Linked DNA regions of Homo sapiens: regions 2 and 3 are each linked to region 1. The links are chromatin loops, found by intact Hi-C in ENCODE. Cell type or tissue: IMR-90. All regions are shown on one strand.

Region 1 (2,500 bases):
GGGAAGAGGATGGAGAACTGGTGTGGGAAGTAAAGGGAGTGGGGGAAGGAAGGAGGAGGAGAGGACCAAAGTGGGGGAAAAGAGAGGACATAATGGAAAGGGGCAAGAAATGTGGACGAGGGAGCAGAATGGGAAATAGAAAGGGGGCGGCATGAGAAAGGGAGGAGACAAGCACAGGGTCAGCAGCAGCAGCAGATGAGAAGACCAAGAAAAACAAAGGAAAAAGACAGTGAATTTAAAAATATATATATATTTTTAAATAAGGCCAGCACGGTGGCTCATGCCTGTAATCCTAGCACTTTGGGAGGCCAACATGGGAGGACTGCTTGAGGCCAGGAGTTCAAGACCAGCCTGGGTAACATAGCGAGACCCCACTTCTATTTTTAAATTAAAAAAAAAATTTAAGACAGTGAAGCAGTGGATGGGGTGGGGAAGATACAAAAGAAGAAAAAAACAGTGATGAATAATGGTTCAAAAAGAGGTTGTGATAACTGCTAATGAGGTAGAGAGCAAAGAAAGGCAGGAAAGAAGTCTAGAAAGAGGAAGGGAGGGATGATGAGGTCAGGGATGAGAGAGAACAAAAGGTGGGATCCTGAGGAAGAAATGAAGGAGATGGTGGCACAAGGAAAGCAGAACAGAAAGACAAAGTGGGCATAGGGCAGGAGGGGCCAATGAGGTGCAGGAGTGACAGCGACCTGGCATGCTGAGTGGCCTTGGGGGTGTGGCCAGAGGAATGGAGATCCACATGGGCCTAGAAGGCAGCAGCCCAGAGCCTGCCCGGCTTTCACCCTGCATCAGGTACCCACTCACCGTCCTTCTCAATCCTTCCTGCCACCACAATCCCTCAGCCAAGAGAGGTCTGATGTCTCATCCACACCAAAGTGCCAGCTGTCCCTTGCCAATCAGCAGAGGAGCAGGATGTCCCACCCCAGGGTGACCCCTGAGATGCCAGCACTTCAAGTACTTTCCCGAACTGGGGGCAGGAAGGAGGAAGACAATGGGACAACGAAACAGTAATGAACCCAAATGGGATAAAAGTGGAAGAGAGAAGGACAACAGAGATGGGGACAGAAAGGGGCAAGGGATGAGGAAAAGGTGTATCTATTATGGACCAGGCACTGAGGACGTCGTCTTTCATCCTGTCATCAACCCTGATTAGGAGGTAGGAACATCCCATCTTACAGATAAGCAAACTAAGGCTCAGAATGTTTAAGGACATCTACTAACGAAAGGCAGGGTAGGGAATCCAGCTTAGGTGATGTGCTTCCAAAATCCTTGTTCTCACTGCACCCCCTCCAGAGATACGGTGGATAAGGCTCAAGGACTCTGGGATAGAAAGCATAGCTGAGAAGCTGGGCTGCCCTCTGGAGGGAGGAAAGGTCTAGTTCCTGGGATCCCTGGTTCCAGGTTGCCATAGTTACTTGGTCTGTTTTCACCCCAAACACAGTAATGGGTGAGGGCAGTGGGAGGGGTGTGGGGGTTGCCTGGCTGGACACATGAGGTTCTTCCTCCCTCCTTCAGGCCTGGGCTTATGGCCCAGGCAGCCCCTGTCCAGTCATCTGGGCATTGAGCCCAGGCCCAGCTCACACCCTCCAGCTGACCCAGGACACTCCTGCAGGGTCAGGCCTGAGGCACTGCTGAACAGGAGCAGCTGGAGGGGGATTCTTCCAGGTTGGCCTCAGACTCAATCCCTCACTTTGTCCTGCTCCCCTTCCTCCTAATTAGAATGCACAGCCTAGCCAGGCATGGTGGCTCACACCTGTAATCCCAGCACTTTGGGAGGCCGAAGTGGGCAGCCTGGCCAATATGGTGAAACCCTATCTCTATTAAAAATACAAAAATTAGCCGGGTGTGGTGGCGTGCACCTGTAGTCCCAGCTACTTGAGAGGCTGAGGCAGAAGAATCACTTGAACCCAAGAGGCGGAGGTTGCAGTGAGCCAAGATCGCGCCACTGCACTCCAGCCTGGGTGAGAGAGCAAGACTCCGTCTCAAAAAAAAAAAAAAAATTAAAAACATAAGAATGTACAGCTTTTTCTGCCTGCCCCACTCTTGTCTTTGTCTTTCATCTGGACTCTCAAGTCTCAGTCCCCTCCAGTTTAGGGCTTAGAGGATATCCTGCCACATCCCCCTTCCCTTCCAAATATCACCCCTTCTTCACCGAGACCCCCACTTCCTGGGCTCTGAGCCTCTGGCCCCAGCTCTTGTTGTTTGTTTGAGCTGCTCATCCTGGACAGCAAGAAGAGGGGGAGAACCTGCTCGAGAGCAGGAGACCCAGAGGCTGCTCACCCTGAAGGGCGTGGGGCCCCATCTTTCCTGTTGACTCACATTCCAGGGATGCGTATCCTCTAGTCTGTCACGCCATGAGACATCGTTGCTAGACACAGATATACCCCAGAGTTGCAGGGGTGGGGGCAAGGGGATGACATGCGGTCTGTGATCCCGCACCCACCCCACCTCAGAGCCAGCTATGTCTTCAGTGCTTGATTCTTTGATGCTGGCT
Region 2 (2,500 bases), 65 kb before region 1:
GAGGAGGATGGGAACCACTACTGAGTCCAGCGCCATTCCCAGCATTATGCAGGTGAGGACACTGAGGTCCCGGGGATGAAGCGGCTTGTCCATGGTCACCCTGGCAAAGGCTAGGACTGGAACTGGAACACAGATCTGCTGGCCCCAAAGCCCGTGTCCCTTTTATTTCCTCAGCAGTCAGCGAATGAAAGGAAGTAATGCATATGCTTCAGAACTGTGCCTGACACACAGAGGGACTCACTTTCGGAGTTAAGATGGTTGTGTCAGGGCTGATAGAGGGAATCTCACGGGAAGGCTGCAGGGCCAGCTCTGAGGGCTCGGATGAGAGGCAGCTCTGGAAAAGGTGGAGGCTGGACTGGGACTCACCTGTGGTGCTGTCAGCAGAGATGGGGCCCAGTCGTTTCCTGCCTGACAGACCATAGAGCAGGAACCTGTATTTCCTACTGGGCTCCAGGCCCTGGACTGTGACCTCCCGCTGGTTGGCTGCCACCGGCACCACCTGGAGCCGACCATCCTTATCCTTGTACTGGACCACGAAGGAGTCGAATTCGCCCTCAGGGACCGTCCACGAGAGGCCCACGGAGTCAGGGGTCGCATCTGTCACAGTCAGCTCCCCCAGGCGGGGAGACGGTTTGGTGTCTGGGGCTGGAAAAGACAGTGAGGTGCATGGAGAGTGGGATGGAGGCAAAGGGGCCACGGAGCTTCCTGGGCTGCTATGGCTCTGTGAGCCGGTCCCAGGAACGGGAGGGTGACTGGGCCAGGAGTAGGAATAAAAGAGGAGCCAGACAAGAAAGCAAGTGTCCCCTGGGGTGCAGGGAAAGTAGGGAGAGGGATGAGTGTGAGTGGGAGAGGAGAGCTCAGGGCCTGGGTTTTCCTGGACCCAATAAATCAGTGGGTGCTGAGGACTGGAGTGTGGGGCACAGAACGTGAAATTCCAACAGGTGCCACAAGGGGGCGAAGGCTCTGGCCGCGGGAGGCCTCCAGCCCTCACTCACCGGTCCTGGCCTCCACAGGGACTGGGCCGTGGCGTTTCCCATTCTGGAGTCCAAAGAGCAGGAACTTGTACTTGCGGGCCGGGTCCAGCCCCGAGACGGCGACCGCTCGGAGGTCTCCGCTCACAGGCACTGCCTGGGGCTGCCCCTGCGCGTCCCTGTACTGTACCAGGAAGGAGTCAAAGGGGCCCTGGGCCACCGTCCATGAGAGGCCCACTGAGTCCGAGGTCACGGCCGCCACCGCCAGCTCCCCCAGGCGGGGCTCCACCGGCAGTGGTGTGGGCAGGGGCGCTGAAAAGAGCAGAGCAGGCCCATGGGTCAGGAGGCAGGACCCTGCGCAAGGGAGGCAGTGCTCTCCCAGGACTGGAGTGAGCATTTCTTAGCGGCCTCCTCTAAAACGCTTGTTTTAGAATCTGTGCCCTGCATTGCTGTAAGCAGCTCACAAACAGTGGTGCATTTAACCCTCGCACAACATATGAAGTGGGTGCCATTATTATCATCACCCCAACTTTGCAGGAATCTGAAGCACAAGGTTAGGAAACGCCTGCAAAGTCGCACAATCACTACATTCGAAGGCACATGCAGATCTGGGCAGCTGGATCTGAAGCACTTTCTGAGCCACTAAAATACTCCTTAAGGGAGCCTGAAGACTAACAAATGAGCACACGAGCAACATGGAGGTTCCAGATCACAATGGGAGAAGGAAGCTACAACAAACAGGGCATGGACTACCTGCCCATCTGACTCCACACAGTCTCCATGAATCCAAGGATGAGGCAGGATCATTAGCAACATGGGAGAAAAGACAGAAACCTAGAGGCCCAGTCAAAAGAGGTGCCAAGATCCAAAGGAGAAACACAAGGGGGCTGCAGAGGTAAACCTGGGGACGAGGGCCTGTCCCCCCACTCACCCGTGATGCCCACGGTGGACACTGGGCCCACGCGCTGCCCCTCGTGGAGGCCGTACAGATGCATCTTGTATTTGCGCCCGGGCTCCAGGCCCCCCACGGTGACCTCGCTCTCCTCGCCCCTGACACGCACCACCTGGGGCTGCCCGTCCCTGTCCTTGTACTGCACGGTGAAGGAGTCGAAGCGGCCCTGGGGGACGGTCCAGGAGAGGCTCAGCGAGTCAGGGGAGGATCCTGTCACTGTCAACTCCCCCAGGAGCGGCTCCTCAGGGGCCTCCGGGGCCTCAGTGCTGGGTTCTGTGGGGCTGGGGGTCTCTTCCTCTGCAGTGGAGAAGGAGGGAGAGAGAGTGAGGGGGATGTCCTTGGGTCCTGGGGAAAAGGAGGGAGAAGCCAAGGCTATGACTGGGGGACCTGAGGTCATTTCAGAGAAGTCCATTCTTGGGGCTGGGTGGTCCTGCTCAGCTGACAGCTAACACACGTAACAAGTTCCAGGGTCAGCTGTGGGGGACCTGGCACAGCCACCAGCACAGCAAAACTCCTGATGGCCCCTCCCTGCTCAGGGGGAGCCAGGGGTCAACCACATAGGAAGGCCCAAGGGGAG
Region 3 (2,500 bases), 150 kb before region 1:
GAAGTTTTTCAGTATAACACTGGATAGAACTGGAAAAAACAAACTTGGGGATCATCAGCTCTTAAGCGGTACTAAAAGCCATGGGAAAGGAAGACAATCCATGGCAAATTGCATAGAAAAGACAGAAGGTCCACACCAAGGCTTGGGAAAGCCCACCTCTCGAAGCTACACTGTGAGGTGATATGTCTCTAGGTATGGGCCAGAAAAACTTCCCCATTCGCTCACACTCACCCCATATCTTCTCAGAGTGCAGAGTCTGTGAAAGGTTAGGCCATGTCCACACACAGTCCCTCACCTTTTTCTTGAGCTTGTTGAATTTCTTCTGCAGAGCCTCCTCTTCCTCGCTCAGTCCGGGGGGTATCACCAACATGGTGGCTCCTAGTTCAGGGGCAGGGCCCAAGACATCTTTCTCCACTGTTACCACCCGGGGTTCACACGCCGTCCACACTGTACCCAACCCCACCCCTTCAGGTCTGCCTACTCTTGTCTTTGGCTTTCCCTACCCCTTGCTTAAACCAGGCTGCTGTCCAAGCTCCCGCTGGTCGGGATCATCCAGCATTCCCTCCTGTCTCCAGGGATCACAGACACCAGCACCTTTAGGTACCATGTGGTTCAAGGAGGGACAAATATCCACTCCGTCGGAAAGACGATGGCACCCGACCCCCCTACCCTCGCTAGGGTAAGGACAACCGCGGGGTTTGAACGGCAGAGAAGGCGGTGGAGCCAGCGTAGCGCCCGCAGAGCAACGCAAAGAGGAAGAACAGAGAAACGGCTATGAGAAAAAGGGCCGAAGAGTGAGAAGCAGAGGGCCTTACCCGAGGGGGCGGCAACCGGGGGCCCCACGGTCTCCGGCCGCGCCCGCGCTGGCCGCTGATAGCGGGCTCACAACGATGACGTAGCGAGGAGCGGAAAACGCGGTAACCAAGGCGGCCCCAGGCGCGCACTTCCGCCCGGCCTTCCACCGGTCCAGGTCTGCCCCTCCGCAGCGATAGTTCACGCTCTCGGCGGGGCTGTACCGGAAGTTGCCTCTACTTCCGCCCGTTCCGGGGCGGGGCTTACTTCGCAGCGACTACTTGCCGCACTTCCGGGCTGCCAGGCAGCTGCTGTGGCTCCAGGATGATGGAGACAGAGCGACTTGGTGAGGGGGAGGGGAGGGAAATGGAACGGAGTAGCCGATATGGAATGAACTTTGACCCCTGACTTTTGACCTTTCCCCGTAGTGCTACCCCCTCCAGATCCCCTGGACCTACCCCTTCGGGCCGTGGAGCTCGGATGCACGGGGCACTGGGAGCTGCTGAACTTGCCTGGAGCTCCAGAGAGTAGCGTGAGTGACTTTTGACCCTAACCTTTGACCCGCATTGAGTCCAAACCTCCTTCACCCTCCTCACAGTAGGATCTAGCTTAACCTTGTTCATCTGTGCCTGTACTCCTGTCCATCCCAGCCTGAAGGGGTGCTGGACAGATTACAGCCCAGTGTACCTGCAGTACATGTGAGGACAGAGCAGAAAGGGCTGGGGATATTTTTGCTTTGAGAGCTGCTCTTTCAAATGTGGCATTTCTCCGTGGAGCTCCCTTCTGTATCCAAGCACCAGGGCACTTGGTGACTGAGATGATAGGCTTTGAGCCTCCAACCTTTCATCCTTAGGTCTGGGACCCCTTTTTCTAAAATCAGTGAGTCTCCAATTTCAGTGTGCTTCATGATTAGCCAGGGAGCTTTTTAAAAATGCACATTCCTAGGTCCAGCCTCCATGTTTCTGAAATCCAAAATCTGCCCCAGGTAATTCAGTAGCAGGTAGTTTTTGGCCAAGCCTGATTGTCCTAGTCTGTTTGACACATCTGCCATTTCTGATCTGAACACAAGTCCCATCATCTCTTTTGTCTGCATTTTATCCTCTTTCCTTACCTAATGCCTCTCATCTTGCCCTTGTTTCAGCTTCCCCATGGCCTCCCTCCTTGTGCCCCAGATCTGCAGCAAGAAGCAGAACAGTTGTTTCTGTCATCCCCAGCCTGGCTGCCTCTGCATGGTGTGGAGCACTCAGCCCGGTGAGGAGTCTGGAGGGGCTTAGACTAGGGTGATGGGTTCCTGAAGGAAGCTGGGACAGAGGAAGAAAGAAGACCCAAAAGTTACTATTTTTCTCTCCAGAAAATGGCAGAGGAAGACGGATCCCTGGTCTCTTTTGGCTGTCCTGGGAGCCCCAGTCCCATCCGACCTACAGGCCCAAAGACACCCAACCACAGGCCAGATACTGGGTTACAAAGAGGTAGGAGGTCAGGGGTCATGAGAAACAGTTGGGGAGAAGGGGAGGTGGTCAGAGACAAGCTCAGCCTCATTGGGGCTCTGATCTCTTGCCTTAGGTCTTGCTGGAGAACACAAATCTCTCGGCTACAACCTCCTTGTCTCTTCGCCGGCCTCCAGGGCCAGCCTCCCAGTCCTTATGGGGAAATCCAACTCAGTATCCCTTCTGGCCAGGTGACTCTTGTGGAGATGGGATGGTAGAAG

What was found. A loop is a pair of places that touch in the nucleus more often than their neighbours do. Peaks named below come from ENCODE experiments on the same cell type or tissue, not always from the same donor. Only the 100,000 strongest peaks of a DNase experiment are listed, where the experiment ranks them.
Region 2: it touches region 1 in a loop (8-fold over the local background); 14 of 110 quality-filtered maps call a loop at or near these places.
Region 3: a loop joins it to region 1, with 8 times the contacts of the local background. A loop is called at or near these places in 6 of 110 quality-filtered maps.

The regions. Positions count from the first base shown.
Region 1 is chr6:32,112,708-32,115,207 of GRCh38, forward strand. No RefSeq gene overlaps it. Among named protein-coding and RNA genes, the nearest start is that of TNXB, 4.6 kb to the left of the region's middle. In IMR-90, a CTCF peak has its summit at 1,365 (motif pointing left); DNase peaks (open chromatin) are centred at 1,484 and 2,344; H3K27ac peaks cover 1,506 bases.
Region 2 is chr6:32,047,368-32,049,867 of GRCh38, forward strand. It overlaps TNXB (tenascin XB), which reads right to left. Exons shown (of 44, transcript NM_001365276.2): 28 at 1,903-2,220; 29 at 996-1,283; 30 at 367-645. Among named protein-coding and RNA genes, the nearest start is that of CYP21A2, 10 kb to the left of the region's middle. RefSeq lists enhancers at 1-419, 609-1,242. In IMR-90, a CTCF peak has its summit at 952 (motif pointing right); no DNase peak of the experiment used is centred here.
Region 3 is chr6:31,958,077-31,960,576 of GRCh38, forward strand. NELFE (negative elongation factor complex member E) reads right to left here and starts at 895. Exons shown (of 11, transcript NM_002904.6): 1 at 816-895; 2 at 296-378. The coding sequence starts at 370. It overlaps SKIC2 (SKI2 subunit of superkiller complex), which reads left to right and starts at 1,099. Exons shown (of 28, transcript NM_006929.5): 1 at 1,099-1,138; 2 at 1,221-1,324; 3 at 1,934-2,043; 4 at 2,144-2,261; 5 at 2,356-2,470. The coding sequence starts at 1,117. In IMR-90, no CTCF peak of the experiment used is centred here; a DNase peak (open chromatin) is centred at 1,005; H3K4me3 peaks cover 1,705 bases; H3K27ac peaks cover 1,231 bases.